2 separate regions of the Mus musculus genome follow, and region 2 is linked to region 1. Evidence: chromatin loops called from intact Hi-C (ENCODE). Cell type or tissue: left cerebral cortex. All regions are shown on one strand. Region 1 holds the start of Gm30400 (predicted gene, 30400). Region 2 overlaps Pdxk (pyridoxal (pyridoxine, vitamin B6) kinase).

Region 1 (4,000 bases):
CATCCCTGAGGATGGTTTCTGAGAATCAACAAGCAGTCCTGTGCTCAGAGAAGGAAGTGCTGGAGCTTAAAAAACAGGTGGTTCTACCTGTAGGGGACAGCAGCCAGTGGGGTTCACCCTGCAGGACTTCCTAACAGCTTCTTGAATCAGGTCCTGGAGACCCACTTGAGGAAAACTGCAGAAGTTAACAGCAGGTCACCCTGTCATGGGCTTTCTTCTGGCTTACAACCCACATCTTTGTAAACACAGTCATTAGGGATCTTAGCTATGCTTCAGAAAACCCCTGTGAGCACGGAATCGGTGGCGCGGAATCACGGTTCCTTTGGGAAATGAAACTTCTGACTACAGCTTGATCAAATAATTCACACCCAACCTTGTTTTCAGCTTCTATTTAAAGGCAGTTTATTTAGGACTTGGATATTGTTGACATGTTTATAGTAAACAACATTGTAATGCATGCCTGAATGAAGCTTATAGGACATGAAGCTTTGTGTGTGTACTTGTGCTTACACATAATTGGTTCATGCACACATGTGTGTATATGGAGGCTAGAGGTTGATATCAGATGGCTTCCTTTATCACTCTGCATCTTATTTTTGATACAGATTGGTTAGACAGATTGATCAATAAGCTTTGAAGATGCAGCTCTGAGGATACAGACTCAGTTGACAGGCCTGGCTGTGATTTGGGTGCTGGGGATCCGAACTCGGGCCCTCAGTTTCCTGATTGAGACACCTTTGTCTTTGACAATCTTATCCATGTATATGATACATTCTGGTCACCCACCCAGCCACCCACCCTACATCTCCCTCCCACCCCTATCAATTGCCTTTGTGGATTGATGTCTTTTTGTTTTGTTACCCACTGAGTTTAACCAGGGACATCTGTGTGACCACTGGATTAGATGTATCCACTGGAGCCTGGTGGGTTGATCAATGGGCACTCCATTTAAGCCACCGACTCCCCTTCTCCAGGAATATATCAGTAGCTACTATTCATCAGGGAGGAGTAGGGTGCTATGAGTCCCTCCCTGATTCATATCTGACTGTTGACAGGCTTAGTCTTGCATAGGTTCAGATGCGGGCTGCCTCAGCTGGTATGAGTTCATGACAACTGTCTTATCCTGGTGATTGCATTCCCTAACCCTTTACCTCATCTTCTGACTCTTACAGTCTTCCCATCCTGTGTTCTGCGGTGTTTTCTGGGCCTTACAGGGGGTGGTAGAAATGTTTTGATTAACCCAGCCCCCCCTTTCTTTTTCTTTCTTTCTTTCAAGGGAAGGTTTCTTATAGCCCTAGCTGACCTTGGGCTTACTGTGTAACTGAGGATAAATCTGTACTCTTGAACTCTTGATCCTCCTGCCCCCACCCAAATGCTGGATGACAGACCTGTGACAACACACCTTGCAGTATTTTTTTTTTTTAAAGACACATCATGACGTTTTTGTGTCAGAGACCTTGGACAGTGTTTCAGCACTCTAAGCACTGGAGGGCATCTGACACAATGTAACCATTAACCAAAAGCCTGAGAAGTACAAAACCAGGGGCACTACATATACTGCCAGGAGGACACGTGTTCTCAATTAGGATGCTGCAGCAAGGAGGAAGGGCCTCTCCTGCTTGGTTCCTGCTAGAGGAGCCTGTGGAGTCAGAATGGCTGGAAACTTTCAGCGCTTGGTGACTGTCTGCAAATGATCTCACAAACATCAGCATTGATTACCAAATTTCTCTTATCAAGGAAGGGCATGCACAAATATGGAATCTGATTGGTGAGGATCAACCATCATTTCTTTACTAAGTTCCCTTGCATTGAGGGCTAGAGAGATGACTTTGTGGTTAAGAGTGTGTACTGCTCTTGGCAGAGGGTAGGGATTCAGTGCTCAGCTCCCAGCATCACAACACCCTATAACTCCAGCTCTAGGGATCTGATGCCATCTTCTGGCCTCTGGGGTCAACTGCACACAGACCTCCCAATACAAGTATGCATAATTAAATGGCAAGCAAGCAAACAAAAACTTCCCACAATTCCCTTAGGCTGAGTGTATCCCTTCCAGATTGGTTTCAGGAAGAGCCTGACAGGTGCTGATGTAGAAGTCCGAGCCCCAGGGGTCCTGAGACTCTTTTAAAGTTGACACTGGTTGAATCCATGGATTTAGATTCTAAGTGAGACTGCAAAAATCACCCTCCCCTCTTTGTCTGTGTATCTCAGGCCCTGGTATCTAGGGACAACAGATAGTAGAGTTCTTTGATGGTGTTCAAGGTTTCCAGAGCACATAGGGCGGAACTGAGCTACAGCTGGATGTGAACAGGGCCACTCGAGGGTCTCTCCGAAAAGAACATGGGCTGCTGGGAATGTGAGCTTCACAAGGGCAGTGGTCATGTCAGCTGTGCCCACTGCTCCAACCTGCTTAGTTTCAGGGCCTGATGCTTTTTGTGGGATGAAGACAGAAGTGGAGGTCGGAAGCACTCTGCTAAGAGGGCAGGCTCTGTAGCCATGAATGAAGCTTGAGTAAGAGGCTTAACTTCTCTGTGCCTCAGTTTCCTCACCTGTAACATGGGGATGTTAATAACAACAGTTTATGTTACGATAGGCAGCAACCGTGCTACAGATCTTCTACTGACATACTCATCTGCCATTATCACAATCGTTTAAGATAGGTGCTGTTATATTCATTTTACAGGCTTGAGAGACTGAGGTCAGAGAAGGGCAGTGATTTGCCCAAGGCCACACAGCTTGAAACCAGCTGCTAAGATTGAAATCCTAATAATTTGACTGCGAGGAGACACTAGGTTTTGCGATGTGACTGACATACAGTCGGTGGCTAATAATGAGAATATATTTTAATTATAGTTCTGATAGAGGGCGTTTGGAGGGAAGGTTAGTCAGAGGGAGGGCCATGTATCTGGGGGTATCCGCTCCAGCCCCACAAGACCAAGGCAAGCTGAGGTCACTTGGAGGCGGTATTGGTTTGGCTGCGCGCTGGTGTGGGAGGGTCCCAGTCGTTGACCAGGCGCTGCGCTTGCTCATAGCACACGTGCGGGTGGCGCTGGCGTAGGCGCAGACGCACCACATCGTAGTCCACATCGTGCCCTATCTTTTTGCAGTTGAGGCCCCAGGCGAGGTTATCGTGTGTTGTACGGAGCTCTTTTAAATTCTTTTCCATGTGCAAGTTGTGGCGGGTCAGCAGGTCAGTACCCTGGAGAAGGAGGGAGCAGAGGTTTTGATGGGGAAGGGCGGAGCCTTGGAGAAGGTTGAGCTGGGAGGGGCATATCCTGGCTAAGGAGGCAAAGGAGATCCTTGCAGTGGAGGGACTGTGCTTTAAAAGAACCTGTCTGTGGGGGATCTGGGCTGATGTAGAAGGGGCGTTGCCGTGCTTGGGAGGGGCGTGGGAGGTCTGGGGAGGGGTGAGGCTTTTAGAAAGTAGTGGAGCTAGGCAAAGTCTTTCTGGGGAGGGTCAAAGCAGAGCTAGGAGGTCCGTTGTTTGGGAGAGGTGGAGCTGTTCTGGAGTGGGGCGGAGCTGTACTGGGGAGAAGGGAGGGGCCGTATTGGTAGAGGTTGGGCGGTTTTGGGGAAGAGTGGGGTCAAGCCGAGGAGAGATAGGCTGGGGAAAATTGTTTGATTTTGGGAAGGGGAGGAGCCATGATGGGAAGAGAGTGGGCAGTGCTGGGGGACTGGCAAGCCAAACCCAGCTTTTTTGGGACAGGCAGGAGCATAGAGTAGACGTGAAGACGGGCAGGATTCTATACAGGGGTCAGGTGTGCACCGAAAAGGGTCCCTCATGCAAAAAAAGCATAGTTGAGAAGATAAATCTCTGTTGCAGGGGTAAGAAGCTGGGCCAGGTTTGCGAGAAAAACAAAACACAAACACTAAATGGCTGAGATAGCTGAGAGAGGGATGTTCTTACAGCAACACGCACCAAGAATGTAGAACACATTTGAGCAATTTATGTTAAGAGTTTCAGGGCTATTGGGGGGGAGGGGGCAGAGGGGGTGGTGGCAAA
Region 2 (4,000 bases), 280 kb before region 1:
CTGGTGAGATGGCTCAGCGGTTAAGAGCACTGACTGCTCTTCTGAAGGTCCTGAGTTCAAATCCCGGCAACCACATGGTGTCTCACAACCACCCAGTAGGAGATCTGATGCCCTCTTCTGGTGTGTCTGAAAACAGCTAAGTATACTTAGATATAATAAATCTTTAAGAGAGAGAGAGAGAGATGGGGTGACTGGAGAGAGTTGGCTCAGTGTTTACGAGTACTTGTTATTCTTGCAAAGGACCAGGGTTCGATTCCCAGCACCCACATGGAGCCTCACCACTTCCTTTGGCACCATGCAAGCATGGGAGGGACAGATATACATTCAGGCAAAGCACACACAAAATAAAATACATCTAAAAAGAGAGAACATGATGGCAAATCATGGTGCCAGGAAGGCTCTGCAGATACACATAGGACTCAGACATATACACATACACAAGTATACACATATACACATACACAAGTATACACACCCCCTGAGATAATAAAGCTTCCCTCTTGCAGCAGGAAGTGGGTTGGAGGTATACCTGGGAGTATTTACTCATGTATGGGAAGGGTCCTGGGCTCTATCCCCGGCAGTATTTAACAAGGGTATTGGGAAGCTGGGCATGGTGGCACACATCATGAATCCCCACACTAGTGGTTGATGATCTGTCACTTCCAGGCCAGCCAGGCCTCCAAGATGAGACATTGTTTTAAAAGGGAGGGGACAGAGGATTAGGGCAGAGCTCAGTCTAGCTAGTTAACACTCCCGAGGCCCTGGGCTCAGCCCTCAGAACCACAGAAAACTAGGAAGCAAGACAAGGTGGTGCCTGGTAGATGGGAGCAGGCAACAAGATACACTTGATTTCACCCTTCCCTTCCCTGCCCACCTACAGACTAGAGCCAAAACGGCAGGAAATCCCCTCTTTCCAGGCGCTCCACTGAGGCAGAGCCGAGTGAGAAAGGGGGAGGGACAGGAGACCAGGAGACCAGGAGTCTGTCCCCACTGTCCCTTTACCCTCTCCCTTCTCTGCAAACTTTGAACTATTCCACCTGGTAGCCACCTTCTGTGGCTCTGGTCACATGAAACCCTTGGCCATTATAGCCTGGCCCCGGGCCAGAAGCAGAAATGAAAACGGTGTGTGTGTGTGTGTGTGTGTGTGTGTGTGTGTGTGTGTGTAGGGGTGGGGCAAGGTTTTGCTGCCTCCTTGGAGAGTTTGTTTATCCTGGCTGCCTGTGGGGTACCGGAAGGGTGAGCCTGGGAGACTCTGCAGGGAGCTTTGGGGAGCCAGGGCTGATGGTGGGGGGGGGGGGGGCACAGTCTGTGACACACGGCAGAAGCTAGAGGCAGCTCCCCAGCCACAGGCAGAAGCCAGGCCCAGAACCAGGGACTCTAGCTAGAAGTCCTGGTACTAGTTCATCAACAGCTTGGTGCAGGGGAAGCCCAGAAACATCTGGTATGAATGGACAGCCACCTGATGGTGCAACCTGTAGACACCTGGGTCAGTCCCAGGGGGGACTCCTCTGCCTAGAGGTCCTCTAGGATTAGCACTGGGACAAACTTCAGGGTCCCAGCCCAAGGCTACATTCTCCATCTTCCCTCCACCCCACCCCACCCCCTTTTTTTTCCGAGACAGGGTTTTTCTCTATAGCCCTGGCTGTCCTGGAACCCACTCTGTAGACCAGGCTGGCTCCAACTCAGAAATCCGCCTGCCTCTGCCTCCCAAGTGCTAGGATTAAAGGCGTGTGCCACCACTGCCTGGCTATCCTCTCTCTTGCTCTGCTTCCCCATATTCAGTAATGTGAATGAGATCTGCACTCCAGGTTGTACAGTAAGAATATATACACCCTGCCTCCACTAGCACAGCTCTGGACCCAGGGGTGTTCCTCTTGAAATAGCTCCTCAAAGACTGGAGAGTGCTGGCCCCAGGCCACCATAGACACTGCCAGTGCCAGCCCCACTGTGCTCACTGAGCCTCTCCATGTTGGAGTGTCCTCCATCTCTACTTTCCCCTGTCCAGGGCTGCACAGAGGTGTGGTGAACTGCCAAGAGTCCACATGGACCAGGATGGAGTCCCTAGGTCAGTAAGCACCTCTCAAGACCCCTCCCCTGACCCTTACCTGCTGCAAAACCCTGGAGAGAAGGCCCTGTACCCTCAATGGGCAGCGTGTAGTAGAGCATGCCCTAGATGTGGGGGGCTGCAGGTGAGCCGACCCTGAGGGTATGACCACAGCAAAGCTAGTCCTGACTTGTCTGCTGGGCAGTGGCTGGGATAAGGAAAGAGATGCTGTGGTGGTATGAATACATCTGGTCCCCAGGGACTCATGTGTATCAATGCTTGGCACACAGGAGGTGGCACTATTAGGAGGTGTGGCCTTTTTTGGACGGAATAGATGTGGCCTCGTTGGAGCAGAGCAAATGTGTCACTGTGTAGATGGGCTTTGAGGTCTGTTCAAGCTCCACCAAGTGCAGAAGAGCACCTCCCCCTGGCTGCCGGAGGAATAACTTCTGCTACCTTTGGATCAAGATGTAGAACTCTTGGCTCCGCCAGTACCATGTCTGCTTGCAAGCTGCCATGCTTCCTCCCATGATAATGGACTGAACCTCTGAAACTGTATGTAAGCCAGCCTCAATGAAATGTTTTCTAAGGGTTGCCTTGGTCATGTCCCTTTACAGCAACGAAACCCTAAGACAGATGCCCTCCTACCATCCCTTGTCCCTTGCCACCTATGGCAGGAGGGAGAGCTGATCCCAGGGTCATGAAAGTAAAAGAACTGGCCCTGTCTCTCACAGGCTGTAACACTCAGGAGAGTGGGCCCTGCACCTTGCCTGGGCAGCATGATAGAGCTGGCTCTGGTTACAAGGGTTGCAGGTGAGCCATCCCCAGTGCCTGAGAGCAGAAGAGCTAGCCACACCCCTCATTTGCTCCACTCCAGGAGAGAGCCAGCCCTGCATCTCTCCTGGACAGCACAACAGAGCCATAGCTGAAGGCAGGAGAGCCCTCCTCCTTGCTGGCTGCTCTGTTGGATGGGTCAGCTAGGGCAGGGAAAAATAGCTCACCTCCGTGGTGTGGGTATAGTGGGCTGACCAGCTCAGGTACCTCTCAGGCCCAGATCCAGGGCTTTGAATTGGCCCACCTTAGCATCTACCCCATCCATGAGCTGCTGGAGTGTGTGATGGAGCCGGTCCCATAGATCAAAACTACAGGATCTCTATGACACAGGGCAACAATGGGGAATCTGAGGGGAGTCCCAGTGTGGTTTCAGTATGGATGGTGTAGCAGAGGCCCTCCCTGTACCTGACAGACTCATTGCAATGAACGTTTACAAGCAAAGTCGGTGTGGACATAAGGATACACTGTGGGACTCACTACAGCTTCCACAACGAGATTGTTTGCCCTTCTTTTTTTCCACTGTTGGGGGGAGGGAGGTTGAAAGGGTGGGTACAGGGGGAGAGATGAGTGGGATTGGGGAGCATGATGAGAAATTCAATAAAAAGGGAGGAGGAATGAGAGAAGGGGAAGGGATCCCCTCCCTTGAGCAGTTGGAACCCCATATCTTCAACCTGAATAAGGACACTGAGCCCTTGGTGCAGTCTAGAGGACAGAGGACCAGGGGACCCAGGGACAGTGTGCTGGGTGAAGGAAGAGTACCAGCAAGTGGAAGAGGCAAGCAACGCAGGACACGGGGTCTCAGAAGCCGGCACACCTCTGCCCAAGGTGAGGGAACTGCATGAAGCTCAGCCTGGCCCCGCCCTCCCTGGCTGTCCCTCCTTCAGGACTCTGCCCCTTTGCTCCTTAGTACAGTCTTTTTTTGAGAAAGGGTTTCTCTGTGTAGCCCTGGCTGTCCTGGAACTCACTCTGTAGACCAGGTTGGCCTTGAACTCAGAAATCCGCCTGTCTTTGACTCCCAAGTGCTGGGATTAAAGGCATGTGCCACCACACCCGGCTCCTTAGTACAGTCTTACTTCAATGACCTTGTTACCCCAATCCTGGCCCCTTAAGCTAGAGAGCAAA

Evidence for each region. Peaks named below come from ENCODE experiments on the same cell type or tissue, not always from the same donor. Only the 100,000 strongest peaks of a DNase experiment are listed, where the experiment ranks them.
Region 2: it touches region 1 in a loop (2.4-fold over the local background); 1 of 42 quality-filtered maps calls a loop at or near these places.

What each region holds. Positions count from the first base shown.
Region 1 is chr10:78,744,102-78,748,101 of GRCm38, forward strand. Ccdc105 (coiled-coil domain containing 105) reads right to left here. Exons shown (of 7, transcript NM_027630.1): 7 at 2,823-3,196. The coding sequence ends at 2,948. It overlaps Gm30400 (predicted gene, 30400), which reads left to right and starts at 3,029. Exons shown (of 5, transcript NR_155762.1): 1 at 3,029-3,187. In left cerebral cortex, a CTCF peak has its summit at 1,931 (motif pointing left); DNase peaks (open chromatin) are centred at 3,086, 3,252 and 3,482; H3K4me3 peaks cover 1,142 bases; H3K27ac peaks cover 465 bases.
Region 2 is chr10:78,459,527-78,463,526 of GRCm38, forward strand. The region is part of intron 1 of Pdxk (pyridoxal (pyridoxine, vitamin B6) kinase); the gene reads right to left. Among named protein-coding and RNA genes, the nearest start is that of Pdxk, 3.4 kb to the right of the region's middle. In left cerebral cortex, CTCF peaks have their summits at 118 (motif pointing left) and 2,464; no DNase peak of the experiment used is centred here; H3K4me3 peaks cover 437 bases; H3K27ac peaks cover 1,638 bases.